Regions from separate parts of the Homo sapiens genome. Here all the other regions are linked to region 3. The links are chromatin loops, found by intact Hi-C in ENCODE. Cell type or tissue: PC-9. All regions are shown on one strand. Links, peaks and the distances in the headings refer to the core of each region. The heading gives the core; the rest is flanking DNA. Region 1 overlaps OSER1 (oxidative stress responsive serine rich 1). Region 2 overlaps L3MBTL1 (L3MBTL histone methyl-lysine binding protein 1). Region 3 overlaps LOC101927200 (a long non-coding RNA gene).

What was found. A loop is a pair of places that touch in the nucleus more often than their neighbours do. Peaks named below come from ENCODE experiments on the same cell type or tissue, not always from the same donor. Only the 100,000 strongest peaks of a DNase experiment are listed, where the experiment ranks them.
Region 1: a loop joins it to region 3, with 15 times the contacts of the local background. A loop is called at or near these places in 14 of 110 quality-filtered maps.
Region 2: a loop joins it to region 3, with 9 times the contacts of the local background. A loop is called at or near these places in 7 of 110 quality-filtered maps.

The regions. Positions count from the first base shown.
Region 1 is chr20:44,200,935-44,207,912 of GRCh38, forward strand. It overlaps OSER1 (oxidative stress responsive serine rich 1), which reads right to left. Exons shown (of 4, transcript NM_016470.8): 2 at 5,947-6,064; 3 at 2,027-2,140. The coding sequence starts at 6,023. Among named protein-coding and RNA genes, the nearest start is that of OSER1, 6.3 kb to the right of the region's middle. RefSeq lists an enhancer at 2,796-3,995. In PC-9, for the core only: no CTCF peak of the experiment used is centred there; a DNase peak (open chromatin) is centred at 3,367; H3K4me3 peaks cover 1,634 bases; H3K27ac peaks cover 2,500 bases.
Region 2 is chr20:43,534,906-43,541,883 of GRCh38, forward strand. It overlaps L3MBTL1 (L3MBTL histone methyl-lysine binding protein 1), which reads left to right. Exons shown (of 22, transcript NM_001377303.1): 16 at 1-37; 17 at 932-1,031; 18 at 1,192-1,389; 19 at 1,504-1,553; 20 at 5,246-5,403; 21 at 5,848-5,910; 22 at 6,029-6,978. The coding sequence ends at 6,223. Among named protein-coding and RNA genes, the nearest start is that of SGK2, 21 kb to the right of the region's middle. In PC-9, for the core only: CTCF peaks have their summits at 3,365 (motif pointing right) and 3,565; a DNase peak (open chromatin) is centred at 3,366.
Region 3 is chr20:43,743,735-43,750,712 of GRCh38, forward strand. All of the region lies in intron 1 of LOC101927200 (a long non-coding RNA gene), which reads left to right. Among named protein-coding and RNA genes, the nearest start is that of GTSF1L, 20 kb to the left of the region's middle. RefSeq lists an enhancer at 1,935-2,754 and a silencer at 6,130-6,289. In PC-9, for the core only: no CTCF peak of the experiment used is centred there; a DNase peak (open chromatin) is centred at 2,797; H3K27ac peaks cover 1,356 bases.

The DNA.
Region 1 (6,978 bases), core at 1,824-4,323, 460 kb after region 3:
AATAACTGTCAATCTAGAAATATAATGTCAACTATATCAACTCTATCTTTCAAAACCAAGGAAGAAATAAAGACATTTTCAGATAAATGAAAGCAAAGTACAGTCTTCTGTATCCACGGATTCTACACTTGTGGATTCAACCAGCAGCAGACTGAAAATACCCCTTCCACCAAGTTCCAAAAAGCAAACCTTGAATTTGCTGTGCTCTAAGCACTATGCTGAGTCTGTGTGAGTGAAGTGCTGTGTAAGCATTGTGGTAGGTATTATAAGTACTCTAGAGATGGTTTAAAGTATACAGGAGAATGAGCATAGGTTGTATGCAAACACTATACCATTCTGTCTAACAGACATAAGCATCCTCAGATTTTGGTATTGAGAGGGGCGTGTGAGTGGGGAGGACCTGGAATTGATCCCCCATGGATACAGATGATTGTTATTTACCAATAGGACCTGATGGTATTTAACATCGGGGGCCCTTTCAAATGTATTTATATGGAGTTATACAATGCAGAGGTCCTATTTACTAATAATAAACCTTCACTAAAGAAACTACTTTAGGAAAAAAGTAAGTGATTGTATATGGGAGGTCTGAGGTGAAAGCATGGTGAGGAAAGAAGATATAAGCAAACAGAAAAATCTAAATAAACACTGTCTGCTTAAATAATAATAAAACCTAGTCTGTGAGATTAAGTAACGACTAAAATATTGGGCAACTATATCATGGAAGTCAGGAGATCAGAGGAAAGGGTTTCTAAGGAGAAGGGCTAAATTACCATTAATTTTTGTCTTTGTTAAAAGCATGCATGGTAAAATCAAGGCTAACAACTACTGAAAGAATAGAAACAAAGTGTGCCATTTCCAAACCACTAGAGGAAAAGAACAAACAAAATCCTTGAAAACAATTGTGTTTAAACAATTGGAAAGGAAAGGAGGAGAGGTAAGGTGGGAAAAAAATAGAAAAAAGCAGGACAAATAAAGTAAAATGACAGAATCACTTCTGAAGATACCAATAATCAAATAAATGTAAATGCACTAAACTCAGCAGTTAAAAACAAACTGATCACATTGAATAAAACAGAAAAAAATAAAACCTAGTCATATGCTATTTATATGAAACACAGCTAAAATACAAGAACACAGAACGCTTGAAAGACTAGTAGGCTGGGTGTGGTGGCTCACACCTGTAATCCTAGCACTTTGGGAAGCCGAGGTGGGTGGATCACCTGAGGTCAGGGGTTTGAGACCAGCTTGGCCAACATGATGAAATTCTGTCTCTACTAAAAATACTAAAATTACCCGGGCATGGTGGCGGGCACCTGCGTAACCCCAGGTACCTGGGAGGCCAAGGCAGAACTGCTTAAACCGGGGAGGCGGAGGGTGCAGTGAGCTGAGATTGTGACACTGCACTCCAGTCTGTGTGACAGAGCAAGAACAAGATTCCATCTTAAGAAAAAAAAAAGAATAGAAAAAGACACACAAGCGAAACACTAACTAGAAGAAAACTTTAAGACAAAAGCCATTATGAGGGATTAAGAATGTCACTACATAATAAAAGTTTCAATTCACCAGAAAGAAAACATTCTAAACCTATGCTATATAAATCCAACAAAATAACCTCAAGATACATAAAGCAAAAACATAGAATTTAAAGGGAAAATAGACAAATACACTTCCATGGGGTAGATTTCAACATACATCTCTATTATTTGTAAGTCAAGTTGACCAAAAAATTGAAAAAAAGGTTCCAATAACACATTTAAAAGCCTGACTTAATGGACAGAGAACCCAAGAATAATTAGAGAAGTCCCAATCTTCTCAAACAGACATAGAATATTTGTAAAAATTGACTATGGACCAGGCCAAAAAAAAGTCTCAGCAAATTCAGCAAAAGAAGGAATAGGTCCTCATCTAATCATTGGGTCTTAGGTTCTATATCATAACCTAACTCTTTTCTGGACACTCAGAAAGGAAAATCCAATACTATTATAATATTGGAATAAAAATCATCTCAATAAGAAGCTCTTACCCGTGCCAACTGTCTTTAGATGCACATGTGGTTTTAGGTTTGGTATCATCTGTTGCTGTTCTGACTGGTGCTCTGACACCTGTGCCTTCTCCAACAGACAGAGATGCTACAGACCTGAAGACAAGAACAAAGTTTACAGCTACAAAAAACTGTAAAATGAGGAGAACATATTGTTCTCACTAGCTCAAATACAACTTTTATCAATACATTTTTTTTTCTAGTTTGGGTTTCTCAAAAATTGCTCAGCTTTTAATGTAAATTTTCCTTCAAAACCAAATCTAGAGTATCCCTAAAAGCCCATGGCTGCAAAATCATAAGCCAAAGAATGACTGGTAAGTGTACCCAGCAGCAGGATATAAATAGACTTTCAGGCTGTTTCCCTGGGGCAGATCAGGCCTTATGGCCAGAGAATGCTAATGACACTGACCATTTATCTTATGCGGGCAAACCAGAGTCATGGAACTAAACTTAGTTTAGGAGACTCCATCTAACTTAACACTGAATACATTTTCAAATATTATGCAACTTTTAGAAAAATATTCTAACTTTTGCAACAAATGAACTTGAAATATTACTCAGAGTTAAATCCTTGCGGTTTAAAATTATACAGATAATATGGGTTCCCAGTAAAGAACGTGAAAAAATCTAAAAGCAAGAAAAACAGAATCATCCATACCTCACAACCCAGAGACTACCAACATCAAACATTGGTGGAAATCCTTCCAGACTTTTTTCACACACACACACACACACACACACACACACACACACCCCTCCTACTATACATGCTATGGTGTTGACAAAAATTCTTTAGAAAGCGACATTAATCTACTAAAATGAAAGGATGTTCAACAAAACATAATTGAAAGTAAAAAGTAACTGGGAATAACCTAAATATCTAATAGAAAAAAAATACTGTATTTCTAAATTATGGCATATCTATATGGCAAAATGTTGGGAAATTATTAGAAATTAAGTGTACAAAGAACTTTTAATGATATGGGGGAATGCTTATAAGGAGAAAGCAGCATGGTTAAACACCTATACATATATTATGATCTCAACTATGTAAAATAAGTATAGGCTATCATGAACCAGTGGTCTAGATGTTAACAGTGGTTACGGTAAACTGTGATTTTTACTTCTGTTTTTATCCTGTTTTGTTTTTGTAAATTTTTCTATAATAAGCATGTATTATGTTACAATCAGATAAATAGGATATTGTTTTGTAATAAATATATAGAGATTTGTCCTAATAAGACAAATACCACTAAGGAAAACCTGTTGAACAGGATCATGCTAAATTCCTGGCAAGGCCTGGTTAGTTTATGAGTCAATCCTCAGATATCCCATTTGTAAACTGGCAACAATATAAAACAACTAGAATGTATGATACACTACTACACAAGTCTTATTCTGCTTAGTCATGCTAATGACTCACCCCTTCTCTTATTTCATTTTCTCAAATATTCTCCTTCCCTTCTTATAATTTTACTCAAGGCAGAATATATGCTACAAATATAATTTTACTCAAGGCAGAATACATGCTACAAATATATAATTTTTTTTCATTTCAGCTTTTACTTTAGATACAGGTGGTACATACACAGGATTGTTCATGGGTATACTGGACCCAGGTAGTGAACACAGTACCCTATAGGTAGGTTTTCCACCCACATTCCGCTCCTGCCCTCCCCACGCCAGTAGTCAGCGGTGTCTATTGTTCCCATGTCCACGTGTGTTCAATGTTTAGCCCCCACTTCTAAGTGAGAACATGCAGCATGTGGTTTTACAAATACATAATTTTTGACCATATATTTTGAAAAATTTTTAAATAATGTTCCAAGTAATTTTTAGGGATACCAAAATGGCTTAATTTTACTTTTTTTTTTTTTGAGACAGGGTCTCGCTCTGTTGCGCAGGCCGGAGTGCAGTGGCATGATCTCAGCTCACTCCAACGTCCAGCTCCCGGGCTCAAGTGATCCTCCTACCTCAGCCTACAGAGCAGCTGGGACTACAGGCACGCACCACCATGCCTAGCTAATTCTTTGTTTTTTTGCAGACGGGTTTCACCATGTTGCCGAGGCTGGTCTCAAACTCCTGAGCTCAAGTGATGTGCTCACCTTGGCCTCCCAAAGTGCTGGAATTACAAGCATGAGCCATCATGCCCGGCCTGGCTTTATTTTACATTTCAACTTCTTAAAACATCAGGAAAGAAGTCCGTGTATCAAGAGTTACTTATACAAAATTACACACTAAGAGATTTGTATGTATAATTGTGGGTACACATTCCTAGTATTTTCCTGATATAAAAAAATTATTCCTATATAAGAAATCACAAAGGATACACTGCAGCCACAATCTGGAACTCTCTGCTTCTCTGCTTTGCTTCTGTTTCCCAAGACAATTTATCAAAGTACTGATATGAACTGGCAAGTTGACCATATTAGAAAACCATCAGGAGGAAAGATATGTTTTTGAAGTAACATGGAAGCAAATATGAGCACCTATAACATCTACTGTGCAAATCTATCAGCATAAATCTTCTCATTTGATAGCCCAAAAATAGTACTAGCAATAGGCAGGTGGCTGTAACAACAACTAACATCTAGTTTTCACTTTGTGCTAGGTACTGCATGCATTTCTTCCTATCGCCTTCAAGGTACCACATAAAGGATGGTTAAGAGCAGAGGTTCTGGGCCAGACGCAGTGGCTCTCGCCTGTAATCCCAGCACTTTGGGAGGCCGAGGTGGGTGGATCACCAGGTCAGGAGATCAAGACCATCCTGGCTAACACAGTGAAACCCCGTCTCTACTAAAAATACAAAAAATCAGCCAGGTGTGGTTGTGGCCGCCTGTAGTCCCAGCTACTCGGGAGGCTGAGGCAGGAGAATGGCGTGAACCCGGGAGGCGGAGCTTGCAGTGAGCTGAGATTGCGCCACTGCACTCCAGCCTGGGCGACAGGGCCAGAATCCGTCTCAAAAAAAAAAAAAAAAAAAAAAAAGAGCAGAGGTTCTGGAGACAGGCTATCTAGGTTCAAATCCTGGCTCTGCAACGTCCTACCAATGTGACTTTTAGCAAGTAATTTAATTTGTGTGAGTCTCATCTGTAAACTGAAATGACAGTAGTACCCATGTCCTAAGGTGTAGTGAGAATTAAATAATGCGCACAAAGTACTTAACCCAGTGTTGAGGGCACAGGAAGTGAATAATAAACTTTAATGATGATGATTATTACTTGTGGGTGTTCTACTCTGAGCTTCCAGTGTTTAGTTTCCATTTATGAAAAGAAATTCTTATATCCATTAAAAATGTTGATTTATTTTGGCCTGGGAGAAAGAATTGGTGTGAGAAGAGTCTTACACAGAACATTTTGCAAAGGGTGAAATACTAACATTCAGAGAGCAGCTGGTATGCAGGTGCTCTAATTAGTTTGGCCAAAGGGTCCAAGGTTATTGATCTCAGTGACAGAACCCTCCTGAATAGAGGTTTCCATAGTGATAGACTGAGCAATCACAGACCATGAAATCTACAATGTCTTCATAGATTTCCACTGAGCCAACCCACTTTTAGTGAAAAATACTGTGATTCCCTTGAGATGTATGATAAAATCCCTAGTGGGACACCGCTTGATAATCTTTGATTAAAAAGAAGTGGGGGGGAAGCCCTCCTCAAAGTGAACGAAACCAAAACACCCAACCTGGGAGGGCAAATGAACTGCTACTTTTCAAATTTAACCAAAGGGTTTTCTTTTTAAACTAAAACAATACTGTGCAGAATCTGGAAGAATGTCGCACTATTAGCATTTATATCTTCTTTCAATAATGAGAAATATTAAAAGAGGAAGAGCTTTTTAGGGAAAAGGGACTATTTAAAATAAGTAAACAAATAATTCCAAATAATATATTACATATTTAATTACCCTGATGCATCCACTCTTAATTTTTTGAAAGCAGTCTGTAGACTCTCCTCCTCTCCATCCTTGGCTTCGGATTTCATTGTGCAAGTTTTTACACTACTTATCGATGTTCCTGTTTACACTAAAAAAGAAAATAAAGTGAGCAAAGTAAAAACAGGTGGGATCAAAAGTATACCTGTTACCATTACTGTTAGAAAAAAAAAGCAAATTTTTATTTCAAAAAGGAAGTTTCAGTGTAGATAACTGGAGACTATAGGTTTTATTTCTTAAAGGGAAACAAATGAAATGATACCAAAAATGGATATGTACTATGACAGAATATAAACTGTTCACATACTTGATGCCAAAATCCTATTACACAATTTTGGAAACTAGATGATCTAAAATCTATGTTTCAGTATACATACTTTTTAACGGGAATCTCCCCAGTTGGTCTAGAAACCTATGAACAAAATGACATCAGAAATAAAAGGGAATAGCTAAAATTATAGCACTCTGATTCTTTAAAATGACACTGAGTATTTGTCTGGCCTAACCCTAGTTAAGTATAACTTTCATGACACATGATAGCATTTCTCTAGAGCAGTCCTGACCCAGACAGCTATGTTCACAGGAAGACACGTTTTAGAGAACAAGACGTTACCACTGTGAAAGCAGAATTAGAAATGCACTCTACCAGTAAGGTTGATACTTCCATTTGTGTTTTTCTTCATAGCCTGGAATAGTGTAATTAATTGTTAAACAAGAAAGAAAATAAATGAACTATACACTTGCAACCCCCTAAAAACTTCATTGTGCACATGAGTGGAAAAAGAAAAGAAAACAAACAAACTTCTCTTTAGCCTAAAGAAAGGTTGAAAGTAAAGAAAAAAAACAGAAATGACTATTGTGTAGACGCACCACTAAATGATCTCTTAACTAGTTTGATTAATCAAAGTCCTCCATATTTTCCACCTGATTTTTATATTTAAACAGAGAAAGGTAGATGAAGAACCAACCAAAGCAACAAGAAACACAACAGAGAAGTCTGTTAAT
Region 2 (6,978 bases), core at 2,341-4,840, 210 kb before region 3:
TGCTCCAAGACAGGACATCCCCTGCAGCCTCCTCTCGGTGTGTACCCCTAGGGCACTCTGATCTTTTCCTTTCCCCCCAGGTTCTGACAATCCTATAGTTTGCCTACAGAGCTCTGACTCCCCATGCCCAAATATGACACAGAGGGCTCTGATGCCTACCATGAGTTCCAGAATCCCCCATCTGCCCCACCCCCGGACCATCTGCTACACTAAGCAGTGCTTCTGGCTACCCCAGTTGTCGGGGTTTGGGGTGTTGAGGTGCAAAGGGGCAAGCTCACTTGGTTGCATGTGCTTCAGAGGTGGTCAGGCACCCAGGGATTTCTCTCAGCATCTAGCAGAGCCACACTGAGCGTGCACTGTTTGCTAAGGACATGATGGCTTCCTAAAGTAAATTCTGATTGTCTGTGCAGGCAGGGGTTAGAGTTCAGGTCACTGGGCTGCTCAGCCCCATTTTCACCCTTAGGATTTCCCTTCCTTATTTCCCTGCTGCAACCGTGTTTGTCTCACATGGGGTGTTGATCCTTCTTGAATGTTCTCCAAGCATAGGCAGAGCCTTAAAAAAGTTACCAAAGTCTTGGGGATGAAAACAAGAAAAAGAACTGAGAGTGACATGAATCTGCCAGATGTGGCTTCTAAGGTATGGCTACACCCAACCAGCTCTGAGTGGCTCTTCTCCCCCAGAGTTCTCTCAGAGACTGAGGGCATAGCCTGCAGGTTTCAGCAAAGTATTAACATATGAGAGCTAAGCCCTCCTTACCCAGAGAGGGGCAGATATCCAGTAACACAGAATGGTGTCACAGCCAACGCAGGGCCCTCATCCTTGGGGAGTGGGTTTCTAGTGCTGATCTCCCCAGTGGAAACTGCTCCTTCCGTGCCCCACACTCCCCACCCCCAGGACTCCATGAGGACCGCCTCCTTTCTGCTCTTTTAGGACCCAGAGAGCCCAGCTCTGCCTCCCCTGGGGGCTGTCCCCCTCTCAGCTATAGGAGCCTGCCCCACACTAGGACCTCCAAATACAGCTTTCACCACCGGTGAGTGAAGGTTCCTGGTGAGAGACCCTCAGCGTTGTTTTGCACTTACTGCATGCAGGCGACTGGGGTCCACCAAAACACACTCCAGCTGGGACCAGGGCTGAGGAGGGCTCAGCGGGGACCAGTGGATTAAACCCAACTGAAGTCTCTTCTTCCCCAGGAAGTGCCCCACTCCTGGTTGCGACGGCTCTGGCCATGTCACAGGCAAGTTCACAGCTCACCATTGCCTCTCAGGCTGCCCACTGGCTGAGAGGAACCAGAGCCGGCTGAAAGCGGAGCTGTCTGACTCGGAGGCCTCAGCCCGCAAGAAGAACCTCTCAGGCTTCTCCCCAAGGAAGAAGCCTCGCCATCACGGCCGGTATGGAGGCCAGGGAATCAGGGCCCGGGCTTCCTGGGGGTGTGGGGCCTTGTAGCCTCTTGGACTGGGCCAGACACTGATTCCCTGCCATGGACCTGGTCCGTCTTTCTCCAGAATTGGACGCCCTCCGAAGTATCGAAAGATTCCGCAGGAAGATTTCCAGAGTAAGTCTGGGTTATCTGCTCCTATGTCCTCCACCACAGAGTGTTCACAGCGAGTGCTCTGTCATTGGTGGGATGAGACAGATTTCCCAGAGTGGGAGAAGCTAGAAGGAGGGCTGTGCCTCTTCGTTTGAGATACTGAGAGCACAGAGCAGTGGCAAAAGCAGTGGAGGGGCCTTGAGTGACCTTGGGTTCCAATCTCATGTCCCCCATGGCCTTGCTGTGAGTCTGTGGGGAGGGTACAGAGCTTCTCGGGGCCTTTGGTTCTCACTGTGCAGCAAGATGATGCTCCTGCTCTTCTCTGATTCTAGGCTTCCTGGGAAGGAGGCCATGGCCATCACTTTCTACCTGTGTGATCTTAAGCAAGTCACTTAACATCTTTGAGCTTCAGTTTTCTCACTTGAGTAACTGGATAAAACCTGCCTTTCCATTGTCAATACCTGAAATAACAGTGGTTACTACCACTGCTTACTGAGCATCTACTATGGGCCAGGCACTATGCCAGGTTCTTTACACATACTGTGTCTAACTCTCACAAGAGTTCTCTAACATGTATATTGTTCTTCTGTGAGAGGAGGAATGTGAGTCTCAGAGGGTGATGTCACTTGCCCAAGGTCATTCACCTTGTAAGGGGGAGAGCTGGCATTCCAACTCGGATCTGGCCTGACTCCTCCTGCTGCATGCTGCTGGTATAAGAGACATAAAGCACCTAACCCAAATGTCAGTTCACTTCTCACTCCCCTTGCACTAGCGTGCTTGCTGCTGTAACAAAAATACCATAGACTGGGTGGCTTACACAATAGAAATTTATTTTCCACAGTTCTGGAGGCCAGAAGTCCAAGATCAAGGTGTTGGCAGGCTTGATTTCTTCTGAAGCTTCCCTCCTTGGCTTGCAGATGGCTGCCTTCTTGCTGTGTTCTCACATGGTCTTTCTTCTGTGCACAAGCATTCCTGGGGTCCCATGATGTGTCCAAAGTGTCTCTTCTTGTAAGGATACCAATTGAATTGGATTAGGGCCCATCCTAATGACTTCATTTTAACTTAATCACTCTTTAAAGGCCCTTTTTCCAAATGCAGTCCCATTCAGAGGCACTGGGGGTTAGGGCTTCAGCATATGAATTTTGCGGGGACACATTTTAGCCCATAACATACTTCAGCGGGAGGGGCATAGTGGCTGAGCCCTCCCCTAGGTGGTGAATTCATCTTACATCTTCAGCCACTAGTACAGGGCCTGATGCACAGCAGGGACGCCTCAGTTGAATGGAATGCATGTCATTTTAAGGCTAAAAGAGACCTTGAGAAATCACCTGGTTTAGTGCACCTTGGCGAGACCCAAGCTGTCCCAATTCTTCAAGAACAGTCTCTGTAACCTGGGCAGTAAGTAACATAGTGATAAAAAGCATAGCCCTGAAGTCAGACTACCTTTTACAGGCTGAGAGATCTTGGGTGGGTGACACTCCTCTCTGAGCCTCACCTTCCTTATCTGTAAAATGCTGATAATAATCGTACCCACCGTATGATGTGGTGAGAGGCTTAACTGAGATGTTCCATGTGAGGTGCTTAGCACAGCTCCCTGCCAGTATTATTAGTCTGAGTCTCTTGCCTCACTTCCTCTTGCTGTCATCTCATACTGTTTCCTCTTTGTGGGAACAGAAGCAGTTTCTTCAGCCTCAGACCTGAGTGATGAGGGTCTTGGCCAGCACCTAGACCCTCAGAGTAAGGACTCCTAAGGATCAAACTGCAGTGGGCACCTCTTGTACCCATCTGTGGTACCCATGGTCAAGTCCACTGCAGGACCAAGTTCTGACCACCAGAGGGCACTTGCCTACTGTGTTCATCCCAGAATTAGGCTGTAGAATTCTTGGGAAGCTACATCTTTCCAGAGGCTGAGACTATGTCACGGAACTGGCAAAGAAGGGCTCACCCAGATCCTTGAGGCACTTCAAGGATAGAGCAGGGGTCATTGCCCAGGTCTCACTTCCACAGGGCACCCCTGCTCTTCTAGCTGGCCTGTCACCCAGAAGAGCCACTGGTCACTCTGGGTTTTGTTCCAGAGGCAACTTCTTACATACTGGTGGGTAGACCTCCTTAGTGTAGGCTCTGAGGTTTGCTGGTGAACAATTCCATAGGAAGATCTGCCCGGAGAGGACAGGGCTTGGCTGGGCTTAGTCTTTAGGCCTAGGAGTGTCAGCTACTGAAGGAACTGAGGAGCCATGTCTGACCTGCAACTGGATGGTCTGCAGTTAGATAAGACACTGTAACTGCTGGTAAGCACTCCTGGCCTGTGCTCTTCCCTGTGCTCTGGGGAAGAAAGATAAGGAGAAAAGCTCCCTACAAACTTGATGTTGTCTCCCAAACCCCACCCCAGGGTATGAAACCCAGATACAGGGTTTCAGAGAGGGAGTACCTGGGTGTACCAGAGGCCAAACCTGTGGCCAGGTAGATGAGGTGCTAGTGGTGCTAGCTGTCATGAGAGATGCTGAGTGTGCCCCAGACGGGCCATGAGAGGAGCTGGCTGAGCAGGGAGATGGGGCTGTCTGGGGTATGGGCAGGTATTAGGATTTCGCTGATGAACAGAGAGAGCAGCAGGAAGGCAGTGGCACAGAAGTGTGGTTGGTAGGGCTGAGGATGGAATCCCAGAGGCTTTGTGGGTGAATGGAGGTGGAAAAGCCAGGCTGAAAGGCTGACACTCAGGGAGAGAGGGCAGGACAATCTGTGACCAACAGGGAGGGTCTTTGACAAGAGGGCACTTGGAGGTGCTGCATTGATGAGCATCTGGAATTAGCACCAGGAGAATAAAGAGCCAATGCTCCTGGACCATGGACAGAGGCTGGGAAAACCCCTTGGGAAAGTGGCCACATTGCACAAGGCCGGCCAAGGCTGACAGCAGTGAGTGGGGCCAGGTTTGTCAAAGCAGCCAGAGGGGGATGAAGTCCAAGTTGGCACGTGCCAGGCCCCACCAAGGGGGAGGCCAAGCTGAGCAGCATCGGTCATCAGCTCAGTACAGCTGCTTGAGGTAGGAGGTTGGGGCCAGTGATCCCAGAGGCAGACCAGGAAGCAAAGCCACAGGCAACATGGAGCTGGGGAGTGGGTCAGGGATCACCCTCTAGTGCTGGCATAGGCAGTAGTACAGACCGGGCTGGTGGAGGAAGGGGAGGAACTGGAGCTTGAGGCAATGGCAGTGGCCAGAGGGGTGGTCTTCAGCCTGGTCAGGGGGACTGTGATTCTGAAGCAGAATCACCCTGGCTCTGAGAAAGTTGGTCGTGGCCCGGAAGGACTCATGAGAAGAAGAGTAAACAGAGTGGACTTCTGACATCAAGGCTGAGCTTGTTTGGATGTTAAGGACCCTTTTGATGGTTGGCATCTAGAAAATTATGTCTTTAGAGATGCTGCAGCAGCTCCAAGAGAGTATCCTTGCAGGGCCCAGGGTGGTGCAGCCTCAGAGAGACGGGGTGAGGGTCATTCCGAATAGCTGACCTGAGAGTCTTTAAGAGAGTCACTTTACCAGCAGGAGTGAACACTGTGTGAGGAGTCAGGAGATACGGCTCACCCTCTTGACTCTACAGGCTGTCAGAAGGGGCCCGGAGTCCTGTCTACTCTGCCAGCCAGTCTCCTGAGTGGTGTGGGTATGCATGGGCTTCGGGAACAGTTTAGTCATCCTCGTTGGCCTGCCAGCCTCTGCCTCTGCTTTCCAGCCCTCACGCCCGATGTCGTGCACCAGTCCCTCTTCATGTCAGCCCTGTCGGCCCACCCTGACCGCTCACTCTCAGTGTGCTGGGAGCAGCACTGCAAGCTCCTGCCAGGAGTAGCGGGCATCTCAGCCTCGACAGTCGCCAAGTGGACCATCGATGAGGTGAGGAGCGAGGGCCCTTCTTTATCCTTCTCTTCCTCTCCTCCTCCCTCTCACCATACCCTGGTGGAAAGGCCCAGGTCAGGTAGAACCCGGTACCACTCCTGGCACTACCTCTTGCTCATCTGTCCTGTGCACAGTCCCTTCTAGCTGCCCAGTAGGGGCTGACTGAGACCCTTCCTGATAGGTCCATTATGGCAGAGGGGGCGGGGGCTGTGCTGCTGTTTCAGCCAGAAATCCAGCAGGAGAGGCAGGCTTCGGTCCCAGGCCTCAGAAGCAAGGGGCCCAACTTGGCACATCTGCCAGCATAGAAACCCTAGGATCCTTTTAGGCTGGTGAGAAAAAGCAGCATTGGCACAGCTCAGAAGCACCTAGGCTGTGGAGGCCAGCTCTCCCTACATGCCTAAGCTCTGTCCCCTGGTCAACATGTCATCTTTGGTTTCCAAGGTCTTCGGCTTTGTTCAGACCCTGACAGGTTGTGAGGACCAAGCACGCCTCTTCAAAGACGAGGTAAGGTGCAAGTGCAGAGTGGGAGACAGAGCCGGGGTCACTGTCCTTAAGACGGCAGGAAGCAGGTGCCCTCCCCAGCGTCACTTCTGCTAAGGAGGGACCCGTGTTGCCCCACCAGGCAAGAATAGTCAGAGTGACCCATGTATCTGGGAAGACTCTAGTCTGGACTGTGGCCCAGCTTGGGGACCTTGTGTGCTCAGATCATCTTCAGGAAGGAAAAGGCATCCTGGAGACAGGAGTCCATTCACTCCTCTGCTCTCTACCCACTCATTTGCTTGCCAAACTTAGCTTTGCCAGTGATAGTCAATATTAAAGTGTACTTTTTTCCCCTTTAATCCAATATAGTTGATAATTAAAGTGTATTTTGAATGACACAGATATTGTGATTTACTGCAAGGATCCTAACACACACTTAAAATCAAGAGCCAAGGAGTAGTGAGTTGTAGATAAAAAAAGAATGTCAGCTTTGGAGACAGTCTGGGTTTAAATCCCAGTTCTGTCAATTTGAGCTGTTTACTGTCTCTGAGCCTACATCTTCTTGTCTGTAAAATGGAGATAAAATGGGTTTAATGAGGTCTACCTTGCAGAGCCATTGTGAGCATTGGAAATGATGAATGAATCATACCAGAACGTCTAGTATAATTACAGTCATGCATTGCTTAACGATGGGGATACATTCTTAGAAATGTGTCACTAGGCAATTCTGTCATTGTGTAAACATTATAGAATGTACTTACACAAACCTAGATGTTATATGTATTTTTATTTACATGTATATTTTCACATGAAATACCAAATGTCACAGCATTATTACTGAATGTCAGTCATTTCCCCTACTTGATCTGCAATGCCAATATCAAGGGCCATGTATCAGGTTTCTGTATATGTTCCACTATAATCTTATGGGACCATGGTTTTAAATGTGGAATCATTGACAGAAATGTCTTTATGTAGCATATGGCTGTGTATCACTAGTATATAATAGAGCAATATTATGGAGGAATATGTAGATCCAATCACTTTACCTATACAAAATGACTGCTATGGTGGGAACACAATAAACACCAG
Region 3 (6,978 bases), core at 1,675-4,174:
CAGGAGGCTGAGGCAGGAGAATGGCTTGTACGCGGAAGGCGGAGGCTGCAGCAGGTTTTCTGTGTTTTTAGTTTCCTAAGCTTGGCTTGGCACAGCACACACAAAGCCATGGGGACCCAGAGCTTGTGACTTACACCGTGAAGCACAGGGTGGGGAAGAATGAGTGACAGTGAAGAATGTTCCCTTGCCCAAAAGGAGATGATTCGGAAAAGAGCAGATGGAGGAGGTGTGGTTAGGGATAGGAGTTACTGGGTCCCCAAGAATGAGTCCAGCACCCCATCCCTCAGAGGATAGAAACCCATGTTAAGGTTGTAGGGATCCCGGAAGACTCACAGAGAAGCCCACTTTGGTGGAGCAGCAGTGGCAAAGGGAGGTGTTGGAATGCAGTGGCCTCAGGACAGCCTCCTGGGGATCTGGGATCCTGCACAGTGTGAGGGAGCAGATTAGAGTTCTCACACCCCTGGAGAGAGCGTGCACGTAGCTGGGGTGGATGACTGTCCTGGGGGGGCTCAGGCTCCCAGGAATGGGTGATCAGGGACCATGGCAGACCTATAGTCACCTCTGCAGAGGCAGTGGGGACTGGGGTGACTCAGACTCCAGCGAGGTCAGCGAGGAACCCTCCCAGCCAGGCGACTCACCCCAGATGCTGGAGTGGTAGGTAAGCCCCTCCCCACACCAGCTGCACCACCTCTGGGTGGAGTGTGTGTGTGTGTGTGTGTGTGTGTGTATGCATGCCGGATGCGTGTCTGAAATCTGAATTCAGTGAGTGTTTACCTAAAGAACAGTGGAGTGAAGTGGCTGCTGTACTTCATGTTTGCAACTGTTTCCCACCTTCAGTGGAAATGGGAGCTTAAAAGCTCAGATAAGCCGGGGCGATGGCTCATGCCTGTAATTCCAGCACTTTGGGAGGCCAAGGTGGGTGGGTCACTTGAGGTCAGGAGTTTGAGACCAGCCTGGCCAACATGGTGAAACCCTGTCTCTACTAAAAATACAAAAATTAGCTGGGAGCGGTGGCTCGTGCCTGTAGTCCCAGCTACTCGGGAGGCTGAGACAGGAGAATCACTTGAACCTGGGAGGCAGAGGTTGCAGTTAGCTGAGATCACACCACTGCGCTTCAGCCTGGGCAACAGAGTGACCAAAAAAAAAAAAAAAATCAAAAACTCAGATAAATTAAATATGCAGAAATAGAGAAAGTAATAGGTTTTTATCCCTGAAGATATAGTCTGGGAAATTTATACTCATTCCATAGTATTTATACGAGTATTTTTACTCATTCCTTGTATTGCTTGAAGTTCCAGCGAAGAACAGAATCCTACTCAGATGGATTTCATGGACTATTATGGAGAGGTGGGCGGGGCAAAGAGCCCCAACCAAGGCTGCAGAGGCTCCCAGGCACCAGCAGCAAGGGGAAGCCTGCCGGGGTGGGGTAGGGGATTATGCTGTTGAAGTCCATTGACAGCTGGAGACAGAAAGTAGAACCACCCAGCAAGAGCTGGGGTTGAGGGACTAAGCCACTGCCCAGAATGAGACCTGAAGAAGGAAGGAAGCAGGAAGAAATATCCCTACTTCTCTCTCTCCTCCCAGCATCCGAAACCTGGAAGCCAGCCAGCAACGATGTGTGGGTGATGCAGTCCACAGGGGCCAACCTTCCAGGGCCCACGGCAGGGTGGAAAGATGGGTGGAGGGGGGCTTGAGTTAAAGAACAGATGGGGAAACTGAAGCCCAGACAGGGTAAGGACTTGCCTAAGGTCATTTAGCAATTGAAGGGCACCATGAGGACTCAGCCCCTGACTTCCTTCTTCTCATAGGAGGGCTTCCTGCTCAACACCGTGCTTTATTGCCTGCACACACAGCTGCGTGGTCGCTTCTCATTTTCAGACTTTGTTGTAAAAAGAAGTCGGAAAATGCAAACATTGTATGAAGAAGAAAAGAATGTGTTGGCGTCTAGTCTTCCAGGCTGCCTCTCTGTGTGTGGACACATATTGATTTATTTTAATGTTCTTAATTTTAGATTCGGGGGGGGTGTGTGGGCAGGTTTGTTCCGTGGGTATATATTGTGTGATATGGGTTTGGGCTTCTGTTAATACCCAAACAGCGAACATAGGACCCGATAGGTAATTTTTCAACCCCTGCCCCTCTCCTTCCCTCCTTGCTTTTTATTTATTTTGGAGACAGGGTCTTGCTCTGTCTCCCAGGCTGGAGTGCAGTGGCACGGTCTCAGCCCACTGCAACCTCCGCCTCCTGGGTTCAAGCGATTCTTGTGCTTCAGCCTCCGGAGTAGCTGGGACTACAGGCGTGACCACCACTCCCGGCTAAGTTTTGTATTTTTAGTAGAGATGAGGTTTCATCACGCTGGCCAGGCTGGTCTTGAAGTGACCTCAGGTGATCCACCTGCCTTGGCCTCCCAAAGTGCTGGGATTACAGTCGAGAGTCACCACCGTGCCCGACTCCTCCTTGCTTTTAGAGTCCCCAGTGTCTTTTGTTCCCAAATGTGTGGACACACATTTAGTAAAAATGGGAGTGGGCTTTGTAAACCTAAAAGTATTTGAGACAGGCCTCAATCAATTGAGAAGTTTATTTTGCCGAAGTTAAGGACATGCCCAGAAGAACAGAACACAGAATCACAGAAACAGTCTGTGCCTTTCTACAAAGATGATTTTGAGGGTGTCAGTACTTAAAGGGGAAAAGCAGGCTGGAGGGAAACGAGGGAGGGTGTGGTCATATTACTGAATTCACATGTTGCAAGAGAAAAGGAGTAGATGGGGGACTCGTCAATTATGTATTCATCTAGCACTCAGTAAATTGGCACTTTAAGTAAGATAAGGTGAACCAGAGTAATTGGAGATATCTGGCCTTTTATCTCTACCTATCTGCTTAGGCACAAAAGGGAAGGCGTTTTCTTGCATGACTCAGCTTTCAGCTTAATTTTTTTCCTTTGGGTAGAGTGAATTGGAGTCCCAAGTTTTATTTTCCTTTCACAGTTTAGGAAGTCGGGAGAGGTGGGTTCGCCTGGGAACTCATAGTGAGACCTGCACTCTGAATTCCTTGGAAGACAGAGGAGAAAAATGAAGGGAAAAAAAAAAGGTGGGGAGGTGGTGGAGGGAGAGAGGGAATGGTTGGTGCTTTGGCCAAGCCTGAGTTTCCCCAGCTGCTCCTTGTTTAGGCAGGAGAGACAGGCAAACTGCAGAGCACTTGTGAGTTCCCATGGGAGCCCCTGCGCCCTGTGGGTCTGTTTCAGCATTGTCCTCCGTGCTGGGGATATCCCAGCTCCCAGCTTCCTGGAAGGCTGTCGTGTTAACCACGTTAACACTTTGTGTGGGGCTCAGCACTTGTGGAGTGCCCGTTTAGTTCTTAGAGTCGCCCTGTGCAGGGCCAGGTAATGCCTACCACGTCCTAAAATGCACTGCGTGCCCCACTGTGCCCCACTGGAGGTATGTGAGTGACATTTCATGGTGTTTTGGTGGACAGTTTTAATTTCAGTAATTACATATTGATATGGTTTGGGTTTGTGTCCCTGCCCAAATCTCATGTCAAATTGGAGGAGGGCTCTAGTGGGAGGTGGTTGGATCGTGGACGTGGATTTCCCCCTTGCGTTCTCGTGGTAGGGAGTGAGTGCTCATGCGATCTGATGGTTTAAAAGTGTGCGGCACTTCCCCCTTCATGCGCTCTCTCTCCGGCTCTGCCATTGTGAAGATGTGCCTGCTTCCCCTCTGCCTTCTGCCATGATTGTAAGTTTCCTGAGGCCTTTCAGCCATGCTTCCTGTACAGTCTGGGCAACTGTGAGTCAATTAAACCTCTTTTCTGTCTTTCTTTCTTTCTTTTTTTTTTTTTTTTAGACAGAGTTTCGCTCTTGTTGCCCAGGCTGGAGTGCAATGGCACAATCTGGGGTCACTGCAACCTCCGCCTCTCGGGTTCAAGTGATTCTCCTGCGTCAGCCTCCCGAGTAGCTGGGATTACAGGCATGCGCCACCACGCCTGGCTAATTTATTTTTATTTTTTTTTATTTTTAGTAGAGACAGGGTTTCTCCATGTTGGTCAGGCTGGTCTGGAACTCCCGAGCTCAGGTGATCCGCCCACGTCGGCCCCCTAAAGTGCTGAGATTACAGGCGTGAGCCACTACGCCTGGCCTAAACCTCTTTTCTTTATAAATTACCCAGTCTCAGGTAGTTCTTTATAGCAGTGTGAGAATGGACTAATACACATGTGTTTTAATGCATCTTAGCGGGGCTGATCATAAACATATTTGACAACTGAATGGCACAGGCATCAACGAATCAGAACGGATGCTAGCAGTAAATAGCCATGAATGTCTCTGGGACTCATAACTGAACTGAAAGGGGCTCAATTTTCCCCACCCGCCTGGTGATTGGGGTGCTCATAGTCCCCCAAGAGTGGGTTCCTGCTGTTTTCACCCCACCATCCTGGCCTCCAGAAATCCACTCTGAGCTTTGAGCTTCCATACAGGGAGCTCAGGGGAGGGTAGGGAAGAAGAAAGGAGCGTGGGGGTGGGGGGAGGGCTGCTGCCTGGAGCTGCCTCTCACACAGGACCCCCTGGATGGTCACTCTGTTTCTGGGATATTTAACCCCTGAAACTGTCCCCTGAGCAGCTGTGTCACCCCTGACCTGCTGCTCAGTGTCACCCCCTCTTTTATTTTAAGAAACAGAGTCTTACTCTGTTGCCCAGGCAGGAGTGCAGTGGTGCAATCATAGCTAACTACAGCCTCAAACTCCTGAGCTTAAGCAATCCTCCTGCCTTAAGCAACCCTCCTGAGTAGCTGGGACTACAGATGCATGCCACCATGCCTGGCTAATTTTTAAATGATATTTTGTAGAGACAAGATGTTGCTATGTTGCTCAGGCTGGTCTCAGATTTCTGGGCTCAACCAATCCTCTTGCCTTGACCTCCCAAAGTGTTGGGATTATAGGCGTGAGCCACTGCGCCTAGCCTCATCTCTCCTGTTTTCATGTGTGCCTTTGTAAATTACTTGTATTTCACTGGTTACTTTTTGTTTCTATAACATGTTTTATTGTGACACATAAAATGCAGGAAAAAATGCATAAAGCTCATATGTGCAGGTTAACACAGGACTGTAAAAATATCCTACACAAAGAAGGAGAACTGGGTTCCCTGGGGCCCCCACCATCTCTTCCCATGACAGCCTCCTGATCCCCAGAGAAAAGCACTATCTTTTTTTTTTTTTTTTTTGAGATGGAGTCTCTCTCTGCCGCCCAGGCTGGAGTGCAGTGGCACAGTCTCAGCTCACTGTAACCTCTGCCTCCCGGGTTCAAGCGATTCTTCTGCCTCAGCCTCCCGAGTAGCTGGGACTACAGGCGTGCACCACTACACTGGGCTAATTTTTGTATTTTTAGTAGAGACAGGGTTTCACCATGTTGGTCAGGCAGGTCTCAATATTCTGACCTCAAGTGATCCGCCCACCTCGGCCTCCCAAAGTGCTGGGATTTACAGGCGTGAGCCACTGTGCCTGGCTATCCTAATTTTTATAACGCTAATTTCTTTGCTGTTCTTTATAGTTTCACCACTTAGGAAAGCCCTTGTTTGTTTTGTTTGTAAAATGACAGTCTTTTTATTTATGAAAATCTTGGTAATCCTGGTTTTGTTTTCATCCCCTCCCCACCATGTCCCCTCCTCTCCCCCAGCCCACCATTTATGGCAAGTGAAATCCACCTCTGTTTACTGTGGGTATTCATTTCTCTCTTAACATGAATTATAATACATAAATACGTTTATTAAAAATTTTTTTTTGAGACAGGGTCTCGCTCTGTTGCCCAAGTTGAAGTGCAGTGGGTGATCATAGCTCCCTGCAGCCTCCAACTCTTGGGCTCAAGCGATCCATCCTCCTGCCTCAGCCTTCTGAATAGCTGGGACTACAGGAGACAGCCACCACCACACCCGGCAATTCAGAGAAAAATTAAGTAAAGAATAGCATGTATAAATGAGATGGGCAAGATGATGAAGGTGGTACCCAAAGAACTGAAGTTTGGGAAACGTTGATTATCTTCCATTTATGAAGAAAAAAAAAGTCTTGGGGAGGTCTCTGGAGGGTCAGGGACTGGAATCCAGGTGCGCTGACCTAGGCCGACGTGGGCCACCGGGACACCACAGCCCTTGGGGCGCCGGCGGCCGGTGTTCCTTCAGGGAGCCCAGAGGCTGCAGTGCCGCTATGCACCACCAGAGGGCAGCACGGCCCCGGCTTGCGGCTCCCGGCCACTTCCCACGCGGGCGGCTGGGGTGGCGCTGGGCGGCTCTCCCTGGGGATTCGGGTTTGCCTGGACTCATCTTAGTCCAGAGATCCTCAAACGAGCTCTGGGACACACTCCCTTCTAAATTACCTGGGTGCTTGTTAACAGTGTAGAGTTTGGGGCCTTCCTGGACCTACAGAATCAGCATCCCTGAAGCTCCAGGTGTGTGGCGTGGGAGCTAGGGGGTTTGGACAGTGGGGTGCTGGTCAGGGGAGTTTTGAGAACACTGCTCCAGGGAGGTGGGCACTGTCTCCCAGGGTCAGAGTTTGGGGGTGATGTGTGTGTGTGTGCGGAGGATTATCACACACACCGAGAGGGATTGCCGGTCGGAAGCCTGGGCTTGCATTTGGGCCCACCTCTTACTTGGATGGGTGGCAAATTCTTCGTTAAGCATTTTGCATCTACGCACCCTCCATTTGACCACCCATCCATCCATCATCCATAAATATATGATAACTAAACCCTTACCATGTGTCCCTTCTGTGTGTGGAGATATAGTGGTGAGCAACACAGACAGCGTCCCTGCCCTCCTAGAATTCATGCCTGTGTGGAGGAGCCAGATAGCAGCAAATAATCCCTCAAATATAAAATTACATGTTAGGCTGAGCGCAGTGGCTCACACTTGTAATTGCAACACTTTGGGAGGCCAAGGTGGGAGGGTTGCTTGAGGCCAGGAGTTCAAGACCAGCCTGGGCGATATAGCAAGACCCCATCTTT